Regions from separate parts of the Homo sapiens genome. Here region 2 is linked to region 1. A link is an interaction called in ENCODE POLR2A ChIA-PET data of the cell type or tissue named here. Cell type or tissue: PC-3. All regions are shown on one strand. Links, peaks and the distances in the headings refer to the core of each region. The heading gives the core; the rest is flanking DNA.

What was found. Peaks named below come from ENCODE experiments on the same cell type or tissue, not always from the same donor. Only the 100,000 strongest peaks of a DNase experiment are listed, where the experiment ranks them.
Region 2: POLR2A ChIA-PET joins it to region 1 with 14 read pairs; 3 of 35 experiments call an interaction of 5 or more read pairs at or near these places.

What each region holds. Positions count from the first base shown.
Region 1 is chr15:52,363,039-52,374,891 of GRCh38, forward strand. MYO5A (myosin VA) reads right to left here. Exons shown (of 42, transcript NM_001382347.1): 21 at 9,086-9,325; 22 at 7,131-7,379; 23 at 3,993-4,086; 24 at 1,516-1,664. Among named protein-coding and RNA genes, the nearest start is that of MYO5C, 73 kb to the left of the region's middle. In PC-3, for the core only: no CTCF peak of the experiment used is centred there; a DNase peak (open chromatin) is centred at 7,133; H3K4me3 peaks cover 880 bases; H3K27ac peaks cover 1,981 bases.
Region 2 is chr15:52,490,335-52,502,187 of GRCh38, forward strand. The region is part of intron 1 of MYO5A (myosin VA); the gene reads right to left. Among named protein-coding and RNA genes, the nearest start is that of MYO5A, 33 kb to the right of the region's middle. In PC-3, for the core only: no CTCF peak of the experiment used is centred there; a DNase peak (open chromatin) is centred at 6,597; H3K27ac peaks cover 1,183 bases.

The DNA.
Region 1 (11,853 bases), core at 2,776-10,775:
TCCAATCCCACTTATTAACATCCCAAATAACTAGGGGGTCTCAGAAACACCTACTGGGTTATAAAGCTTAGCTCTAACCATAACTGAAACAGAGATTAACCATAAATGTTGGCATTGTCATCTAATAAATAGAGTGAACAAAAACACACCAAAGAATGGAACTGGGGAACATGAACACTGAAAAAGAAGAAAAGGATTCAAGAGAAAGCTAAGAATTACAGAATGTGAAGGAAGAAAGGTTTCAATGGGACCAACGGTAGCACGGTGATCTAGGAAGATGAAGCTTAACAAGGGTCTTTAGATTTGTCAATTATAAGAACAGTTATAATGGTGACTTGCATCTACTTCTAATTTCTCTTTGTCACACATAAATCAGAGTAGTGAGGGTTGAAATAATGGTCCAATGTGGGATTTATATTAGCTTTTTGGTCTCTTTTAGACAGGATTTTCTCATCTGCAAGGTGATGAGAGCCTATCTTTTGTATTACACAATCTCTTTTATTTTGACTTTTAAGTGTCATATTGTAATGAACTTTGTCAGTAGGTCCAGATAGAAGCAAAATTTGAAGAAAATACTCTGCTCCACAGATACTGAATTATCTGGCTTTTTATGAGATATTTCAGGGCATTTCTGGTCATTTGTATAATTAGGTTACCTTTAAGGCTGGTACTTGTAGGGATGCTTGGGAACTCTTTGTTTCCTGATAGCAGGATACATGGAATGGGGAGGATGTGCAGAATTATTACAAGTATGAAAGGTACATTGGCAAATGCAGAAGAGTCCTTGAAATAGATAATTCATTACAAATGGAGTCTGAATTTTCTTTTCATAGGAATATATCTTCAAAATTATAATCAAAACCAGTCTACATGTAAATTTTACATTAGGCCATTCAATATATAAAACAAAGTCCAACTGGCCGGGCGCAATGGCTCATGCCTGTAATCCCAGCACTTTGGGAGGCCAAGGTGGGTAGATCATGAGGTCAAGAGATCGAGACCATCCTGGCCAACATGGTGAAACCCCATTTCTACTAAAAATACAAAAAATTAGCTGGGCATGGTGGTGGGCACCTGTAGTCCCAGCTACTCGGGAGGCTGAGGCAGGAGAATCACTTGAACCTGGGAGGCGGAGGTTGCAGTGAGCCGAGATTGTGCCACTACACTCCAGCCTGGTGACACAGGGAGACTCCATCTCAAAAAAAAAAACAAAAACAAAAACAAAAATCCAACTTTACTGACTTTATACTATCACATAGCCCAGTCTTTAAACTGTTTGACTTTACCGAAGTACTTGTGAATAAAATTATATGATTTCTAAGATTTGCTTTAAAATAATCCAATCCATTGGATGGAGTGGGTTGGGGAGATGGAATGGGAGGTGAATATGTGTTGAACATTCTGGAACTGGGTGGTAGGTACACAGAAGATATGGAGGTTCATTCTACTATTCTATTTACTTTTGTATATGTTTAAAATTTTTCATTAAAAAAAAAACAAAAGTGTTTGACTCACCACCATAAGGGTCATCTCTTCCTTGAGGTCATCATATCTTTCTTCCAGGCGACTGAACTCATTCAGAAGGTTCTGATATCTCAGCCTTTCATCATTAAGGTCGAGTTCCAGTTGTTTCGTTTCTTCTACTAACTTCTTCTCCATAGTTTCTGAAATTAAAAAAAGGATATGCATACTAAAGATGGCCCCTTGAGAATGCAATTGTGTAAACATGTATACTGATTTCCAGTTTCTCTGTAGGCAATTTTACTTTTAGTATCACTGTGATCCATGAAGAGTGTCTTAGTAAAATTTAGGAAAAGAAAAAATGACCAAAAAATGAAATAATTTATTAATAATAACAATCATCTACTGAGTTATTCCATGTACTCTGGCCTTAGTACCACTAATTGATACACTGGTTACAGCACATCCTTGAAAAACTTCCACTAGTCAGTCACTGTCTAGTAACTAAAGTGTACATATTTTTATTCCAATGGTATTCTATTCATAAAATTATTTTGCCCAAAGTAGTGTACTCTCTCAAAATGACCTCCTCACAGATATTTCTCAAGAGAGATATTTCTCAAGAGAATGGCAACTTTTCAGTGGACCCGGTTGTCCTACTCTACAGAGTCTCTCTTAATTTACCATCTCACAGTTCTGTCTTACGTTTTCTACGACTTTAACCTCCCCTGCTGTCCTATTACTTCCCAGCTTCTAACCAGATAAAATGCTCGGGCCTGGCCAGCTGTGTTGTGTGCTTGTTGGTCATCCCCACGCGCTGCTGAGGAAACCTTGCCTTCTCCATTTACCTACACCCTCAGCCCTCTTTGTGGCTGTGGTTTGCTTTTGGCTAGGACATGATCTGGAGATTGGAGATTAGCCCTTGACTGCAGATGAAGTAAAGTAACAAAACCTCAAATCTCAGCTGTATGTCTTAACTCAATCAGCCAACCAGTCACATTTATAATATTAAGCTTCTACCACTTTGCTCCATGTTACCCATATATTTTGAGGCTAAATCTTAATCTGCCCTGCCTGCTTCTATTGCTTCACCACTGCTTTCTCTGTGAGCACGATGAGGCAAGGGCTACAAGTGTCTTGTCACAGCTGCTTTCCTGGTGCCCACCACAGTGCTTCCCTAGAGTAGGGCTTTAATAATTTGTAAATGAATGAATGAAAGAATTTCTTCTCTCTAAAACATTCTACAAGTTGCCTTTTATTCTCACCAGTTTGCAGAAGCTGCTCTGAGCCTACCAAAAAATTTTCCCTTGGCAAACTCACTGTCATTTCTTTGTTCTTACAGTTCACTTTCAAATAACATTTTATATTTTCCTAGAAGATTCTCATCATTCTGGATCCTTCTGTTACATGCTGCCTCCCAGCAGCCTTCTTTCCAGGGCTCTGTTTTCTCCTTCACCTCTTAATTTTATTTTCTGGCTCCTTTTCTTTACCTCATCCCTTAGTATGGTCATTAATTCCAGGTTTTCTTCTCTTTCCTCAGTATTAGCCCCTTCAGCTAGGAGAGGTGAGGCAGTCTCTCTTACCACCACAGTTTTAATGGGTATCTTTAGGCTCCCTTCTTATTTTTTCTCTACTCTTTAATCTGGATTTGCTTTCTGAATACCTCCATGTTGAGGTCCTAGCTGACATATCAAACTTAACACTCCAACAACTGGCCTCATTAATTTGCCTCATAAATGTATACTTTTTTCTCAATATCCGTATTACTAATAACATATCTTTATTGTTTTGTTATCTCATTGTAAAATCTTAGAACATTTTTGCCTTTTTTGAATACCAGTGTAATCAACAGAATGTATATGAAAATGTATTATTTTCATATAATATATCCCCATTCCAAACCATCTTTTCTCTTCCATTTCCACCACTAATTACTGTATAGATCTGTATCTTCTTACCCCATATTTATATATATGTGGATTCCTTATAAACTTATCACCATTCTAACCTACCCCACAAACAGAAAATAGAATAAATGTCCATATCTAGTTAGTTCTCTATTTTAAAAATTAGTGTTTTTTTAGACTAGCAAAGAGTGGTGAATCTTAGAATAACATCCATTGATTTAGCAAAAAAAAAAAAAAAAAAAAAAGACAATACACACACACACAGAAATATACACATATCAGCTCAAAAATTCTTACTAAATCATTAGGAATCCTATAAGCCTTAACTAGTAAATCACACATGCAGAACAAATTAATTTTAAAAAAAAATTACATATGACACTGACTGAACCGGAGTTCACATTTGTACCTAGAGATACCAGATTTACAAGTTTATCAAGCAACGAATTCAACCAAAATATCTGATCTGTTGCCTCTTGGAACTTTATAAATTTGCTGATGACAGCCTCAACTTTTAAAAATATTTAAATTCTAAATAATGTTGTGTAACTCATCAAATGACATTGTAACTTACATAACTTTGGTGTGAGGTTGGTTGGCGTGTAGTACGCATATAAGCTTTACCTGTCATCTCCTTAGCCTGCTGCACGATGCGGTGATTGAGGGCTTCTTTTTCTTGCTTCAGCAAAGTATTTTCTTCCTTCAGATTTGATACCAGCTACGAAATGAAACAATAAACTGAGATGGTTGCAATGGACAGAGGAAGCCTGATGACCAAGGATAAAGACCATAAGCAGTCATTCCTTACTTCCACCACCTCTGTGCTCCCTGTCTTTGCCTGGTTATGTCTAGTCACCTTACAAACTTGCTCAAGCATTACTCCCTCCCAAGAGCCTTCCTGAAACCCCCTTCAATTAGCTGTCTTTTCCCTGTGCTACTACAAGACCCTGTATATGCTCTTTATATCCGTTATAAATGATTTACTTTCCTCTTTTCCAGAATAGACTAGAATTTCTTGAAGGATAAGGATGGTGATGGTTTTTTACTTTACATTAAACATTAAAACATTAAAGTTTTACTTTACATTAAACATTAAAAAATTGCCTGGCACTAAGTCAGCATTTGCTCTCAAAGGTAATTGATATTACCTTCTCCTCTGAATGCTTTCACACAAAGCTTATGTGTACCCATGATTCAAGTGGGGAGATTAAGGAGGTTAAGAAGGATATGAGGATGTTTAGTTTGGGAAATTCACTGAAGAGCTTTTGATTCTCCCATCTGATGTCAAGAAAGAGAATTTCTCTTTCATCTCCCTTTAAGAGTTTTACAAGGCTGAGAACTAGTCCTTTTATTCCATGTTTAAATAAGCATTGACATTACAACAATGTCAATGTACTTAATGCCACAGAACTGTCCACTTAAAAATGGTGAAAATGGTAAATTTTATGTCATGTATATTTTAAAACACACACACACACACACACACACACACACACACACACACACACAAGTTGACTCTTAACTTTCTAGTTCTTTGCTGGATAAGGATTCCCAGGAAGGAAAAGTTAAAACCAAAGGTAATTTTGCAAAGTACATAATTTACTCAGCTCATCTTTGGAATAAAGTGTGTGCTTATGATGAGTAAAATCTGAATTCCTTTTTCTAAGCTAAAGTTTAAGGAACTCTGAAAACAAGAGCTTTAATAATAGGGAGAGAACTGGCAGGCAAATCTCTTGTCATGTCAGGGGGTTTAGGACAGGAAAAGAGGGCTCCAGGGAGCAGGAAAGTTGGATAACTACACTGTGCCACACACAGCAGACATCAGTCCAGTAGGTATCCCTTCCGAGGGCTCAGTCTTTTCCCTCTGGACTGACCTTGCCTTAACATCCACTCTCAGTAAAAAAAGCCCCAGCTCTCTGTGGGCTTTCAGGAGAGGCTCTTGTTTGGTAGGGGTGCACAACCAATCACCTATGGTACTTTTTCAAAATAATGTGCCTAGCCCACACTCCCAGAGTCTGGATAGCTCCCTTTTTATATAAAAACTCCCCAGCAGTTTTGATAAATGCTCTTGGTTAGGAACCATACATAACTCTACTGTAACTTCTGGGCTCCTTGATCAGACTGAGAATGTCATTTTCCTGACCATGAAGCTGACTGTCACAGTGAAATGTTTTCATTCTTCCCCTATCACTACATTCCATCAAAAGAACTAATGGGGCCAGGCGCAGTGGCTCACACCTGTAAACCCAGCGCTTTGTGAGACCAATGTGGGAAAACAGCTTGAGGCCAGGAGTTCAAGACCAGCCTACACAACATAGGAAACACCGTCTGAACTAAAGTTAGTGCCTACAGCTATCTCTGTGAGAAGTGGGAGAAAATGAAATGAAATGAAAGAAAAAATCTGAATCTGCTTGTGTGTTTATTCTATCAGACTAGAAAGGCAAGAACTTGGCTTTGAAAAGGAAAGGAGAATCTTCCCACCACACTTAACTACTGTACAGATTCTGAGGAATCCGAAGCTGGAAAGCTTCCGTGGTTTGGGGAGACTTAAAGGGAAGAAAAGAGATCTTAAACATTCAAGAGTATCTTTTTGAGTGCACGTCTTAATTCTGAGAGAACAAGCTTGCTGTATCAAAACAACATTATATAAAACAGAAAAGAATCTCACCTTTTGGCACTGCTGTTTCTATATATAGAGTACAGATCTAGAGATATAGGAGGAATTACTTTACTGGAACCTGTAATGCCATGGAAGGACTGCAATTTTACCAGCCACCCTATCCTAACCGACCTGCATCTAAGTTCCTGCTGTAGTTCTCACTGCATGTGCTGATATTAACATTTAGAAGTCAGTACAGACAAACCATATCAGGATTCTTGCCAGCAGTTACAGCTGACACAGGCAACTCTGTTTTCATTTAAAGATGGTAATACCAGCGGAATCTCTGAAAATCGATTACTTTTTTCCAGGAAGCCTAATGTTGAGGTACTTTTACAAATGTTTCAGCAGTACATCTCATTACTACTTGACAATCTTAATGTCTTCTATACTTAATAAAGTTTTGATATGTTAATACAAATTTGAAGCGTGCAAGTACTGGTCAATCTGAAAGCATTTTGTGGGGAGGGTTCCATCTGCGTAAAGCTGTTGGTTGCAATCACTGTGCAGACATTTAGACTTCTCCTGCTTGGACTTCTTAATACAGCCTTAATGCAGGCTTCAACAAGGATCCCTACCATCAGGTACTAAATATTATGTCTAATGTTCCATTATTAGAACACTAAGCATGTGGGAGTTATTTATATTCTACTGCTCAAGGTCATTGCCAAAGACTGATTTTGCAATTCAAAAAATTGCAACCTTAGGCATAAATGGGTTAATCACATTAACCCTACTGAAGAAAAAGGAGTCTACGCCCCAGACTGACTTTTTTTTTAAAAGGAGTCTATGCCCCAGACTGACTTTTTTTTTTTTTTTTTTTTTTTAATATACAAGTGTTAGTAGGTACTTGGCCATTCTCTCCTAAAAATACAGCTTTGCCTCTGTTCTTATTAGAGTAGAAAGTTCTACTAAAAGACCTACAGCCTACTCATTGATAATGAGAAATAAATGCTTGGGAAACAGTAATAATGAACAGTAATTCAACTAAAATTTGTACTGCATTTCTAATAAAACCAACAGTGAGTCACACGGACCAAGTCATGATGACAGCACCTCTCTTTTGTGTACGGAGTAGATGGGGATATGGACATTATTCCTACCTGCTCTGTTTCTTGTTTGTATCGATCTGCATGTTCCTCAATGCATTTTTTCTCTGAACGAGTTTGCTCCAGGTCTTTCCGGAGCTTGGCAATTTCTTCCTGCAGACTAAGGACCCGCCCAGTGGCAACTTTCGCTTCCTCTTCACTTAGTTGAAGACGTTCTAAGTCACTTCGTAGTTTCTCAGTCTCAGAGTTGTATATTCCTTCCAGATTGGTTAGTTTCTCCACAAGGCATTTGTAGTCTTTGTTCTTTAAACATACACATAAGTAACAATAAGTAAATACACATATCATCAAATGTATTTAGTAAGAAAACCATGTTTATTCATCATATTCATGCTATATCATCATAACATTGATATAGTATCCAACCAAAATACTACAACATTTGCAATAGCACAACCAATACCTTCTAGGTGACACAAACAGAGAAGAAAACAGGCACAATTAATTCAATTCTGTTTGATGTGGTAAGCAAGATGGATGTGATTTTCTCATAGTCACAGGGTGAGTTACATAGTAAATTCTTAATTTCCTGATTCTTAATTCAGAAATAGGAGGATCTATACTTGTTTTTGAAAACAGATCAAAATGTTGCTAAAAACCATTTACTAGCTTAGTGATGCGTACGAATGATTAAAACAGCCTCAAAATCCCAAGTTGGCCAGGTGTAGTGGCTCACACCTATAGTCTCAACACTTTGGGAGGCCAAGGCAGGAGGATCACAAGAGGCCAGGAGTTCAAGACTAGCCTGGGCACATAATGAGACCCCGTCTTTACAAAAAAATTTAAAAATTAGCTAGACATGGTGGTGTGTACCTGTAGTCCTAGCTACTTGGGAGGCTGAGGCAGGAGGATCACTTGAGCCCAGGAGTTTGAGGCTGTAGTGAGCCGTGATTGCACTGCTGTACTTTAGCCTGGGTGACAGGGTGAGAATCTGTCCTAAAACAAAAAACAAAAAAAAAAAACCCTCTCCCTACACACACACACGTTTCTCACAAATCTTTATGTTTACTACCTCAAAATTTCTCCCTCCCACTCAGAAAATCTTCCATCCCATTTCATTCTGATCCCTGTTTTGCTTTGCTCTCCTTAGCATTTTTATATTCTTAATTACCTTTATATCATTTACATGTGCTAAAATATTAGTAACTATCTTTAATCAAACAAACTTTTATCTCTGCAACAGATTGCAAGTTCATCAGAAGCATCAACATTTTCCTGATGCTTTTGCTATTTCAATGCTAAACCAACTCATCTGTAAAATGAACATGATACCACATGAAAATAAATGATAATTTTGATAGAGCATTGCCAAGTACAAAATACAGTATGCCTGGTTCAAGCTGGTGTTTGAAAAATAAGTAACATACAATATGACTCTTGGTCATAAAGGTTTGAAGCATTAGTAGATCTCTGTTCTCAAAAATAATTTCCTGCCAGGCATGGTAGCTCATGCTTGTAATCCCAGTACTTTGGGAGGCTGAGGCAGGAGGATTGCTTGAGGCAACAGCCTGGCAACATGAGACCCTGTTTCTACAAAATAAAAAAATTAGCTGGGTGTGGTAGTACGTGCCTGTAGTCCCATATACTCAGAAGGCTGTGGTGGGAAGATCACTTGAGCCCAGCAGGTTGAGGCTGCAGTGAGCTGTGACCATGCCACTGAACTCTAGCCTGGGCGACAGAGTGAGACCCTGTCTCAAATAATAGTAATAATAATAATAATAATAATAATAATAATAATAATAATAATAACTTCCTGCCTTAGTTTTTGCAATTGTGATCCACCTTATGAGTTCATAAGTACTTCCATGCCCATTATGGAAATAAATACGGTCATAATTTTACTTTTTACTAAGACCGAAGGGTAAAGTCAAAGAAAAACAATATTGAAAATAATCCTGGTGGATTTCTTCAGGCATACTCCACTCTCAGGGCCCCTTTGTGAAACACACCTGCTCATCAACTTTGCGCTGCAGCTGCATGATCTTGTTCTCCATGCCGATGTGCAGCTTCTTATAGCGCTCCACTGAGCGAGCCTCGATTTTGAGCTTCTTTAGCTCACGCTTGGCCATCATCCGCCTGAAGCAGCACTGAAGGTAGATGATGGCATGCATGCTCCTCTTGTAGTGTGTGCGGGCCAGCCAGCCCCGGACTCGCTTCTGAATGATGACTGCTTTGTGCTCACGGAGTATCTGCAGAAAAGGATAAGGGCAAGCAATGTCAAGACCCTGGACTACACTCATGATTATCAATCTATGTCGGGCTGAAAATCCACACATTACCTAGAGGAAAAGACATAAAAGTTGAATTGACAATGTACTATGTAGATTATACTTATCACAGATATATGGAGGCTACAAAATTATTTTTAAAAGTGATTTGAAAAGTAGACTTTAGAAGGTGATTTCAGAAACATACATAAAAATGTGTCATATGCACATATTATGTGTATAATTCTAAGCAGAATATAGAGTTGGAAGCTGTCTAAATAAAAAGCACCAGATTACCAAAAGAAAAACAACTATAAAAAGAAAGAAAAAATACATTAGGTTTCTTATTAGTATATGATTTCTGTTGGCAACAGATGATCCTCTATAAAATTAACAGAACCAGGCATCCTGTAAACTATGTGCTACTAAAATAAGAGATATCCCCACCACCCTGACTGCTGATACCACCTCACTATGCATTATTAGGCCCGTGCATGAGGACACGGGGTATGGGCAGCAAACTGTCTGTAGAGGCCAACACTTGGGGTACTAAAAAGTTTGTACTGATTTATTGATTTTTTTTTTTTTTAGAAACTAAAAGATGACACTCTTGTTTACCACATTTGAGGAATACCATTCTAGTGAGGATTTTCCATTGCTATTTCAAATGTAGCAAGGATCCACTTTTGGGATTCAAAGGTAGGAGGGATGGGGCTTTAAAATGAAAGGTAAAAGTAAAAAGATGTGAAACAAACTAATCTTACTTTTGATTTTATGTTACATTTCCTAAAAAAAAATGATATTTCCCTAAACTTATAAACAAACAAAAGTTTGCCTTATTAGATGAATTTGTTGTCGCTAAAGAGCACCAAAAAGACACCGTGTAAACATTTTCTAGGAAAGATGGAGAAGAAATTCTTGAATTTTAAGAAGAGGTAGCCAGGCACAGTGACTGGATAAATAAAACTATTAATGCCAATTTTCCTGTTCCATTTGCTTCTCCCATGTAACTTTGGACATGGGTCCATTTTTGTAATTTTAGTCAAATGGAAACAGCATTTAATCAGAGCTTCCATTTTCAATCTCACTTTCATCATGAGTGAGAGAAATTAATCAACACCTGTACTCTCTTTAAGACCCCCCCACTCCAAATCTCATGAAGGGGAACCTTGGACCTGAAATACAGCTAGAAGGAGCACTAATGTGATGGCTGTTGGCTTACATGTGAGCAAGCCTCTACGCTACCACCTTCCACCCTGTCCAGTCACAGTGGGAGCCTGAGCTGGCCGGAGGCTGCCACTGCTAAACCAGTGACCTCAAAACCCAGCTCAGATGTTCCTAAGGAAAGTAGTGAGGAACACAGGAAGGTAACTAGTTTGGTGTATCTGAAAAGCAACTTCAAACCTCTTTCCTCCCTAAAATCTCACGCTTATATAGAAAGAGCATGAGACTACATAAAGGAGGGGTGAGCAGAAAGATCTGGAGTAGCTATCTTCAAAACACAGCTATTAAATACACTCATTCAAGCCTCACCAGTTTCGAATTTTTTGTTGTCTAAAATCACTTCAAATAAAAATAAATAAATAAATAAATAAATAAATAAATAGGGCCTAGGTCACACCCATATACTGTCTGTGCTTAGAGACCCAAATCACCCCATTAATGCTCCTTCTAATGGTGATGTCCATAGAGCTCTAATATCCAGGCTTGTATTTCTCACTGATTTGAAATATAGCCTGTAGGATAGACTCCAAACCTTGCCAAAATGAAAGAGATAAAAATCGTTCATCAATGGTCACAGGTGATAATTAAGACTACTCTGGTGACCCCATTAATTATTGCTAGATGTAAGATTATTTGTCAAAAACTTTTGGAGCATTGTATCTGTCAATACAATTTTAACCACATTAATGTTATAATTTGCCTCCTCTTCACCATGGTAAATTCTTCCAAGGTTGTCTCATTCTTGGAATAACCTTTAACCTGTTTGTCATATATTCTATCTATTCAAAGTTCTCTGTAGTCATCTGAATAGGGGGCCCCAAGGAAATTAGGTGCTAATCCCTGGAACCTGCAAATGCTATTTATTCAGAAAAAGGGCCTTTGCAGATGTGATTAGGTTAAGGGTCTTCAGATGGGAGGATTATCCTGGATCACATGGGTGGAACCAAATGCTATCATAATTATTCTTATAAGAGGCAGATAGGAGAAGTCAAGTCAGATACACAGAAGAGAAAATGCTGTGAAAACAGAGGCTGAGACTGGACTGATGTGGCTACAAGCACAGGAATGCTGGCAGCCACCAGAAGCTGCAAGAGGCAAGGAATGGATTCTCCCCTGGAGCTTCTGGAAGGAGAGCAGCCTGCTGACAACTTGATTTTGTCCCATTGATAATGATTTTGGACTTCTGGTCTCCAGAACTCTGAGAGAATTAATTTTGGCTGTTTTAAGGTAACAAGTTTGTGATAATTTATTATAGCAGCCACAGTAAACTAACATACTTTTTTTTT
Region 2 (11,853 bases), core at 2,267-10,266, 130 kb after region 1:
CCATGTCCATCAATGGATGAATAGATTAAACAAAAATGTGGTGTATTTACTCAAAAGAATATTATTTGGCCTCAAAAGAGAAGGAAATTCTGAAAGATGTCACGACATGGATGAACCTTGAGGAAATTCTGAAAGATGTCACGACATGGATGAACCTTGAGGACATTACGCCATATGAAATAAGCCAGTCATGAAAAGACAAATACTATATGATTCCACTTATATAGGGTACCTAGAGTAGTCAGATTCATAGGGAGAGAAAGTAGAATAATGGTTGCCAGGGACTAGAGGGAGTGGGGAATAGGGAGTTATTGTTTAATGGGTACAGGGATATAGTTTTGCAAGATGAAGAGTTTTAGAGATTGGTTGTACAACAATATGTTGTTGTTGTTGTTGTTGTTTGAGACAGGGTCTCATTCTGTTGCCGAGGCTGGAGTGCAGTGGTGTGATGATCACAGCTCACTGCAACCTCAAACTCCTGGGCTCAAGCAATCCTCCCACCTCAGCCTCCCAAGTAGCTATAACTAGAGGTGCAGCCACCACATCCAGCTAATTTTTTTATTTTTTGTATAGACGGGGTCTCACTATGTTACCTAAGCTGGTCTTGAACTCCTGCGCTCAAGGGATCCTCCTGCCCCAGCCTCTCAAAGTGCTGGGATTATAGGTGTGAGCACCATGCCTGGCCTGGTTGTACAACAATATGAATGTACTTAACATTACTGACCTGTACACTTACACATGGTTAAGATGGTTAACTTACGTTATGTGTATTTTACAATTTAATTTTTTTAAATTTAAGTATACATTTACATTCTAAATATTTATTAAACGCCCAACCATCCAGCTGTTTCAAAAAAGGCACATCTCCAAAGATGACCTACGATGATAACTACATTGGGCCTTGGCTGTTGGATTATTCCTACCAAGTTGAATTAAGAGGGACTTAAGTAACTCATTAATTAGAACTTCATTACTAAGGTACTGAAGGATTTCATTGCATAGAAAATTAATGCATGTGGGGGTCTACAATTTTTAGTAGGGTTCTGATGTTTTCTATTAATATTTTGTTTTTATAGAGTCTTTAAAAAATAAGAAAACCCCACATTTCCACCTACATCATAATATCTAGTCACAATGACACTGTACCAACTCTAGATAATTAAAGCCAGCTTTTGCTCAGAGATCCCCGCCAGGGTTACCTCCTGAAAAGCAAGTAATGAACACTAAGCCATGTATTTTTTATTGGATTCTCTAAAGTAACATGAGTCAGGCTCCAAGTGTCAGAAGATCTGTCTCATGCTAACAAAAACAAAGATATTTACTGTTTAATCCCCTTTTATCCAAGTACATCAATGTTCTTGGCAAACATTAATCAAACGGAAATTAAGGCATATCCTCAGGATATATGAAGGCATTGGGCTTTCAAAAACTCATACACGAAGCATCTAGATCCAACTACTAATTTACAAAGCAACACATTGAACTACACCATGGCAACATAATTAGCAAAAACTGGACTGCGGGAAACTATGCAGGAAAAATGATCCAGTTTTTTCAACAAAATAAATTTCAAGGAAAAAAGAAAAGAAAAAGAGATAGAGTACGAACCTATAGCTTGAGACTTACAATAAGTGTCAACCAGTTGCAATACCTGAACCTTGATTAGAACAAAGTAGACAAAAAGAATATGACATTTATGAGACAATAGGAAATGCAAACACTGGCTTGATATTTGATAATATTAAGGAATTATAAACATTTTTAGGTGTCACAATGGTTTTGTGGTCATACATAGATATATAGATTTTTTTAAGTGCTTATGTTAGAGATAATCTGTCAGGGATCCCCAGACCACACCCAGGTTTGGTGATTTGGTAGGAGGGTTCACAAGACTCAGCATATAACTGTACTCGTGGCCAAGATTTATTACAGCAAAAAGACACGGAGCAAAATCAGCAAAAGTAAAAGGTGCATGACATAATGTTTAGAGGAAACCAAATACAGGTTTCGAAGAGCCCTCTCCCAGTGAAGTCACACAGGATGGGCTTAATTCCCCCAGCGGCTAGTTACAATAATGCTGTCTACCAGAGAGGCTCATTAGGGACACATTGCTCAGTTTTTACTGAGGACAGGTTACATAGGCAAACTCTGTATAGCACTTACTAAGATTCCAGACTCCCAGAAGGAAAGCAAGTATTCACCACAAACCATGTAGTTTGCACACAAAGCTTAGGTACAGTACACTACTACTAGTTAGGGTGGTTGAGAACCCTCCCAAAATCCAAGTTCCCAGATGCTCGCCAAGGGCCAACCTTGTAAACAGGCCTTCCAAAGGACAGCAATCAGGCCTGCTATGCTCTTTTCTGCACAGATACACAGTGGAATATCTGGGATGAATTAACAGTATGTCTGGGACTTGCTTCAAAATAACATGGAAAGGCAAAATGAGTGAGGATATAGCTGACATAAGATTGGCCAGGAGTTGATACTGTTGAAGTTGGGGCCCGGGCACATGGGAATTTATTGTACTGTTCTTTCTACTTTAGTATATATGTGAGATTTTCCCATAATAAAAAGTTTTGGTAGTTTTTAAACATAGGAGAAAACTCAGAGATAGTGCTTAGGCTATGAGTCAACAGAGCCTATAGGCTGGTGGGGATGAGAATCAGAATTTATAGAACCCTTAGTCTATCACCAAGGCCTGAGGGAAGAAAGGCCTGAGGTGCAGGCCATATGTGAAAAAGGCTTTTGATTGGGACTCTCAAGAGTTAGTGAACATGTTTTGGAAGATAGAGATAGAAAAGGTAGCCTTTTGTCCAAGAAAAACTAAATCTCAGAGCCGGAAGTTTGAGAGTAATTTAATTATAGCCACAGATTAAGTGGCTAGCAAATGATCTTAAATAATCTATGGAGCATTGCAAATGAGATGTATAATACTTTGAATCATTAATTCCAGAGCTATAAAATAAATATGTAGCCACTCTTTCCCATAGCACATTAACAAAGAATGGAGAATGTTTCTTCCATTTCAAAAATTTATTACTGGAGCTGGGCATGGTGGCTCACACCTGTAATCTCAGCACTTTGAGAGGTCGAGGCAGGCAGATCACTTGAGGTCAGGAGTTTGAGACTAGCCTGGCCAACACCGTGAAACTCCGTTCTACTAAAAATACAAAAATCAGCTGGGCACGGTGGCGGGCCCCTCTAATCCCAGCTACTCGGGAGGCTGAGGCAAGAGAATCGCTTGAAGCCGGGAGGCAGAGGTTGCAGTGAGCCAAGATCATGCCATTGCACTCCAGTCTGGGCGATAGAGCGAGACTCAGTCTCAAAAAAAAAAGAAAAAAAATGTATTCTTTAGCACTGATACTTGCTTATACAATAATATTATACTCTAGAAGACATTAGGCTCAGTGTGTCTAAAACCTTGACAACAAGGTCCACACACTAGAAATACCGTGCATTCTGAGTTACTGTTACACAGCCTCCATAGACAAGAATTGAAGGAAGTGAGGGAAATATAGGAAAAGTATATTCTTTATCTGAAACTATAATCTGTATTCAATAATAAATTATCTGAAACAAAAATATTACGAAACCATATTTTAGCTTGTATCATACAAGAGTAGAAAAAAACAACTAAAAGCCCAAGAGCAAACTACGAGCACAGCAAGCTTCACTGCCTGGCCCCTCGCTCCAACACCCCACAATCTGAGATGTCGACCTGTAATAGACAGAAAAGAATGAGGCAGGGAGGACCAGAGCAAATCAGCAATACAGAGTCAAACATGTTCCCTATATCATATGAAGGAAATACATGTTTATCACTGAATGGTGTCATCTTTGATCTCCAAACAAAAAGCATTAATGACTCATCATCAAAACATTCCCTATTACTAAGGATGGCTTTTCACTAATCCACCCATAATCTGCTATCCAATATGAACAAAAATATAAGATGAAATTTCTGGCTGGGGACCAGAACAAAGCCCACAGATGTACAAGGGACCAAGGGTCTTCTTGGTTCTGTGCTAACACCCACAGATCTTTCTTGCCAATGGAAATCATTTAGTATTGGGTTACAAATATACTATAGTATTTAGTCACAGAGGTCCTTCAAAATAACATTATGATTAAATAAAAGATCTAATGTTATTTCTTGTTTTTTGTTTTTTGTTTTTAATGGAGTTTTGCTCTATCGCCCGGTCAGGAGTGCAGTGGCACCATCTCGGCTCACTGCATTCTCCCCCTCCTGGCTTTAAGAGATTCTCCTGACTCAGCCTCCCGAGTAGCTGGGACTTCAGGCACACACCACCACGTCCGGATAATTTTTGTATTTTTAGTAGAGATAGGTTTTTGCCAAGTTGGCCAGCCTAGTCTCGAACTCCTGACCTCAGGTGATCCACCCACTTTGGCCTCCCAAAGTGCTGGGAATACAGGCATGAGCCACTGTGCCTGGCCTTTCTTGTTATCTATTATCCTAGGTGCTAGGTGCCAAGCTACGGGCAAGTGTTAAGGATTCCGCTGAATTTATCTACCTGAGCACTTCAATACATAAGCAAGAACAGCTATTGCATAGACTTTACAATAAATGTTAAAGGTTGGCAATAACATAATTCTCAACAATGTCCTATTGGCAAATTAATTTTCCTTCTACTATCTACAAGTTTCAATGTTAGCTAGCATTCATTCTTGAGATATATGATATATATATATCCATATTTTTTGACATATATCAAAATATATTTAAGCCTAAAATACTAAAAAAATTAAATTGACTTTAAAATGGCCAAAATTCAACTATCCAAAGCAAACCTAAGTGTCCAGTAACAAATGAATGGATAATGAAAATGTACTATACATATACACAATAGAATACTACTAATCAGCCTTAGAAGGAAGTCTTGTCATTTGGGACAATGAATGAACCTGGAGGACATTATGTTAAGTGAAATAAGCTAGTCACAGAGATATAAATACTGCATGATTTCACTTATATGTGGATTGTAAAAAAAAGTCAAAGTCATAGAAGCAGAGAGTGAAATGGAGATTACCAGAGGCTGAGGGCCAGGAACATTGAGGAACTACTGGTCAAAAAACACAAAATTTCAGTTAGACAGGAAGAGTAAGTTCCAGAGATCTATTGTACTTCATGATAATCAATGGTTAATAACAATATATTGTATATCTGAATATTGTTGACAGTAGATTTTGTGTTCTCATCACAAAAGAAAGTGAGGTAATGCATATGTTAAACAGCTTGATTTAGGTATTCCATAGTGTATACATATACCAAAACATCATATTGTAAGCCACAAATATATACAGTATTTACTTGTCAATTAAAATAAGTAAATAGATAGATAAATAGAAGTTTAAGAAGCAAAAATGGACTCTGAGTGGTCAAAAGAGAAGGCATAAAGTCCTTGCATGCATTAAAGCTTTTCTTGAGAGAGAATCCCTTGTTTTCATTCAAAAACTCTACCTCTAGTCTTATTTTATAATTTTATCTGTTATACAGTTTCCAAGTTCATCTGAGTTTAAGTTAGAAAATTCATGTTGTCCTCAGGGTGGGGAACATCACACCCCAGGGCCTGGCGTGGGGTGGGAGGCAGGGGGAGGGATAGCATTAGGAGAAAAACCTAATGTAAATGATGAGTTAATGGGTGCAGCAAACCAACATGGCACATGTGTAACAAACCTGCACATTGTGCACATGTACCCTAGAACTTAAAGTATAATTTTTAAAAAAAAGAGAAATGAAAAAAAAAAAGAAAATTAATGTTGTCCTAAGTAGCATAAACTGGCCTGAGTTAAGCTAAGGCAGGCAAAGAAGATTATAAGGATATAGGTCCCTTCATGAAGTCCAAGAACAGGAACAGTGCTTCAGACAGGACTGGAAGCAGGGCTTAGATGGCTCATCATCCCTCTTGGTTTCTCATCTCTGCTCATTTGTGTATATCTGCCCCCTGTGCTTTCTAGGCCACATGACTGGTAAAAGATGCCCACTGCATAGCTCCTGAGCTTCAAGTTTACAGGTGTAACTACAGAAAGTAAGCTTCCTCCCCTGGAAACGTCCCAGGAAATGGACACGGAATGACTAGGTTGCCACTCCTGGTCCAGTCCCTTGTGGCTGAGGTGAAAGAGGAAGTCGAGTTATAAAATGGCTGGGGATTAAAGAAGGTTCTTAAAATCTAGGAAGACCCTCCGAAGAGTATTCATTAAGGAAGAAAAGCTGTGAAAATACAGGGATCTAGAGGAGCTTTGAAAATATAACAAAAAGTAAGGGTTTATGACATTATCATGAAGGACGCAGGCCCTCCAAATATTTTGACTTGAGGTATATGGGCAAATATCCCATAACACCTTAGTAGACTATGAGGGCTTCATTGTACTATTGGACTATTGATGACTCAACACTGAGAAAAGTTTAAGTTCTATTCAATATACACTTTGAGAAGAATGCAATGCCTCCCTCAGTCAACCCCATGAGGTGCTGTGAAACTGGAATGCCCTTCCTTCAGGGTAGTCCTGAGTTGGCACAATGGGGATGGGCCTTTACTAAACCTGTGCAACAACCAGTCAGTCACCGATATAGGCTGCCCTGCAAGAGGGTGTGATCTTAGTTGAAACAGCTTTTTTTTTCAGACAGAGTCATCTTGCTCTGTCACCCAGGCTGCACTGCAGTGACACAATCACGACTCACTGCAACTTCCACCTCTCAGGCTCAAGCGATTCTCCCACCTCAGCCTTCTGAGTAGCTGGGACTACAGGCATGCACCACCATGCCCGGCTAATTTTTGTATTTTTAGTAGAGATGAGGTTTTGCCATGTGGCCTAGGCTGGTCTCAAACTCCTGAGATCAAGGGATCCACCCACATCAGCCTCCCAAAGTGTTGGGATTACAGGTGTGGGCCACTGCACCCAGCCCGAGAAAAAAATGTTAAAAGCAGCTGGCAGCAGATGGAATGAGGAGTCAGGATGGCAAGTCTCAACAAATTTCAAAAAATATACGCAGATATTCATTGTTCACAGTGAAATTATGCTAGAAGTTGAGAGCAGATGTCCTGAAATAGCTTAAATAAATAAATAGATAAATAAATAAATAAATAAATAAAATTTAAATATTTAAAAGAAGAAATTGGCTGGGTGCGGTGGCTCACATCTGTAATCCTAGTGCTTTGGAAGGCTGAGGCGGGCGGATTGCCTGAGCTCAGGAGTTCGTGACCAGCCTGGGCAACATGATGAAACACTGTCTCTACTGAAATACAAAAAATTAGCCGGGCGTGGCAGTGTGCACCTGTAGTCCCAGCTACTCGGGAGGCTGAGGCAAGAGAATCGCTTGAACCCGGGAGGTGGAGGTTGCAGTGAGCCAAGATCACGCCACTGCACTCCAGCCTGGGCAACAGAGTGAGACTCTGTCTCAAAAAAAAAAAAAAAAAAAAAGAAGCAGAAGAAGAAATTGAGGGCAGAAGGATAACTTAAAAACTGCCAAATTTTTGGAAATAAAGCAATTTCTTTATGAAATGATTCACAGAAAAACTATCAAGGGAAATTAATAAATAAATGAAAAATAATAAAAATTCAACATATCAAAACCTGAGGAATATAGCCAAAGTGTTGCTTCGAGGGAAATTTACATCCTTAAATCATATATTAGAAGCAAAGAAAGGCTGAAAAGCAATGTCTGAGCATTCATTCCAAGAAGCTACAAAAAGAATAGCAAATTAAACTCAAAGAAAGTAGAAAAAAGAAAACAACAAAAACTCATAATCAGCAAACTAGAAAATAATTGTACAATAAAGAAAAATCAACAAAACCAAAAATTAATTATTTAAGAAGACTAATAAAATTATAAAACACTAGTTTGTACAGATATAATCTATGTAAACAATTCCCTATTGCTGGACATCTACGTTATCTCCACTTGGATACACTATTCCACAGCACTGACATAATCATCCTTCCAATATTCATTCATGCTTATTTCCTGAAAATAAATCTTAAAATTATGACTGTTAGCTCAAAGGGTGTAAAAAATTCTAAGGCTTCTGATACATATATTGTGTTAAACTGCCCTATAGAAAGACTGAACGAATTTTACTCCCACTAGCAGTTTGTGATAGTGTTCATTTCCCTAAGAAATAAGTGTGATTTTAAAAAATATTTATTAATTTGTTTGGTTAAAAAAAAACCTCTTCATTTTAATGTGCATTTCTTACATTACTGAGTTGAACACTTCCTCAATGTTTACAGGCTAAGTTTCTTTTGTGAATTGCCTTAGTGTTTTCTATTCTTCTATTAAGGTGTTAGTCTTTCTCACAGATATTATTACTTTTTATATATTGATATTGAGCCCTGAACCAAAGAATTAAAAATATTTTCCTGTTCTGTCAGATGGCCTATTAATGTCCTTTTGAACATGTTGTTGTTGTAGAGAGCTTGAAACTGTATATTCTTGTCAATTTTTTCCTTTATGGTTTGCCTTCATTTGATGTTTAGAAGTACCAACCCCATACCAAGATTATTATGTGAATACTCACCCATATTAACCCCTAATGGAATAGCAGTGGTAAAGACTTGATGAATTTCTACAAATGTCTTGCTGGCTCAGGAATGTAGTCAGGAATTCCATAAAGCATATCAAATGTAAGATATCATTTAAGATTTTTAAAAACTAGAGCTACTACTAGATTCTAGGCTTTGTGGGGCAGAGCCAAGGCAAGGCAAAATTGTGATGTGACTGAAATTGCTTTTAGTGGCCCAAAGTATCTCCTTTTTTCTTTGCCCTTTTACTCCTGAAGCAGCTTCTCCTCCATCCCCAGTTCTAGCTACCTATCTCATTCTCAGTGAAGGAAGGACTGATACTTGTTTACCATAAGACATTAAAGATATTTAAGCTTTTAAAATAACAACTTGCAAAGAGGATGGCCAAGAAAAGGTTAGAAGATTCTGAAGCATTAATGGATTTTCTTTTTTTATTATTATTTTTAATTGTGGTAAAATACACATATTTACAACCTTTATCATTTTTAAGTATACACTTCAGTGGTGGTATTAAATACATTTGCTTTGTTGTGTAACCATCACCACCGTCTGTCCACAGAACTTTTTCATCTTCCAAAACCGAAACTCCATATCCATTAAATGAACGCCCCATTTTCCCCCTCCCTCAGCCACTAGGAGCAACTATGCTACTTTGTCTCTACCGATTGTACTACTTTAGGTACTTCATGTAAGTAGAATCACACAGTATGTGTCTTTTGTGACTGGCTTATTTCACATGGCATAATGTCATCAAGGTTATTCATGTTGAGGCATCTTTCAGAATTTCCTTCCTTTTTGAGGCTGAATAATGTTCCATTGTATAAATACACGACATTTTGTTTATCCATTCATCCACCAATGGACACTGGGTTGCTTCCATCCTTTGGCCATTGTGAATAATGCTACTGTGAACACAGATGTACAAGTATCTCTTTGAGACCTTGCTTTGAATTCTTTTGGGTATATTCCCAGAAGTGAGATTGCTGGATCATATGGTAATTATCAGTTTAATTTTTTTAGGGGGCCGGGCACAGTAGGTCACACCTGTAACCCCAGTGCTTTGGGAGAACAAGGCAGGGGGATCGCTTGGGTGATCAGAGGATTTTGAGGGTTACAGTGAGCTACAATCACCCCTCTGCACTTCAGCGTAGGTGACAGAGGAATACTGCCTCTTAAAAATAAAAAATAAAATAAATAAAAATTTGAGGAACTGACATACTGTTTTCCATAGTGGCTGCATTTTACATTATCACCACCCGTGCACAAGAGTTCCAATTTCTCCACATCCTCTTCAACATTTGTATTTTTTTGTTTTTGTTTTGTGTGATAATAGGCATGAAATGATATTTCATTGTAGGCTAGATTTGCATTTCCCTAATGATTAATGATGTTCAGCATCTTTTCATGTGCTTATTAGCCATTTGTATATATTCTTGGAGAAATGTCTATTCAAATCCTTTGCCCATTTTTTTTTTTTTTTTTTTTGAGATGGAGTTTCGCTCTTTTTACCCGAGCTGGAGTGCAATAGCACGATCTCAGCTCACTGCAACCTCTGCCCCTAGGGTTCAAGTGATTCTCCTGCCTCAGCCTCCTGAGTAGCTGGGATTACAGGCGTGCGCCACCAGGCCCAGCTAATTTTTTGTATTTTTAGTAGAAACGGGGTTTCACCATGTTAGCTAGGCTGGTCTCAAACTCCTGACCTCAGGTGATCCGCCCGCCTCGGCCTCCCAAAGTGCTGGGATTACAGGTGTGAGCCACCATGCCTGGCCTCTTTGCCCATTTTTCAACAGGGAGTTTAATAGGGTTCTTTGGTTGTTTGTCGTTGAGTTGTAGAAATTCTTTATGGATTTTCTTTTATTTGTAGCCTTTCTTAGTACCCTCCAAATCAGTTCATTCAGGTAGCTTTCTCCTTTTCTCTCCCTTCTCTCAAAAAACGTTCTTCTTAGTTCATGCCTAATCCAAGAGGCTAATCCCAACACCAAAAAATGGATCAGGAGTGAGGCATCTCAATTCTAAAAGCATCAAACAATGCTTTAAATATATTATAAAATATATTTAAATATTGTTTGTATTGTGTGTATACACAAAATCAGAAAACTTTTTTTTTTTGAGACGGAGTCTTGCTCTGTCGCCCAGGCTGGAGTGCAGTGGCAAGATCTTGGCTCGCTGCAAGCTCCGCCTCCCGGGTTCACGCCATTCTCCTGCCTCAGCCTCCCGAGTAGCTGGGACTACAGGCGCCTCCCACCAGGCCCGGCTAATTTTTTTTGTATTTTTAGTAGAGATGGGGATTTACCTTGTTAGCCAGGATGGTCTCCATCTCCTGACCTCATGATCCACCCGCCTCGGCCTCCCAAAGTGCTGGGATTACAGGCGTGAGCCACCGCGCCCAGCCAGAAAACGTTTTTTTTTTACTCAAAAATGTCTCTTTGAAATACCTTTGGCCAGGTGTGGTGTCTCATGCCTGTTATCCCACCATTTTGGAAGGCCAAGGAGGGAGGATCGCTTGAGCCCCAGGGCTCAAGACCAGCCTAGGCAACATTGTGAGGCCCCGTTTCTACAAAAAAATACAAAAATTAGCTGGGCGTGGTGGTGTGTCTGTAGTTCCAGCTGCTTGGGAGACTGAGGTGGGAGAATTGCTTTAGCCCAGGAGTTCAAGGCTGCAGTGAGGTATGATTGTGCCACTGTACTCCAGCCTGGATGACAGAACAAATCCCTGGCTCTAAATAATAAAAATAAAAATAAGATAAAATTGAAAAAGGAATATATTTGTTTACACTACTTGAAAAAAGAAAATATTTGTTTTTTTCTGATTATAAAAGAATGTATGTTGATTATAACAATTCAGATATTACATAATTGAATAAAGTATTAATAGAAAATGAAAATCTCCCAAAACCCTCTTGCCCACAGAAAAAAATATTTTAAGCAGTCTAAACAGTCTAGTATAAACTTCCATAACATAGGCATACACACAGACACACACACACATACATATACTACACACACACACACACACACACACACACACACACTGTATTTTACTTTTCTCTATTTAACAATATATCCTAGACATTTATCCATATTAATATGAGATGCTGTTAATTATCTTTTTTAAATAGTGGTCAAGATAGTATTTATATATATAAACTAATATTAAATTTTTGTTTGGGAGGCCAAAGCGGGCAGATCACCTGAGGTCAGGAGTTCCAGACCAGCCAGGCCAGTGAAACCTCGTCTCTACTAAAAATATAAAAATTATCCGGGCATGGCGGCACACACCTGTAATCCCAACTACTCAGGAGGCTGAAG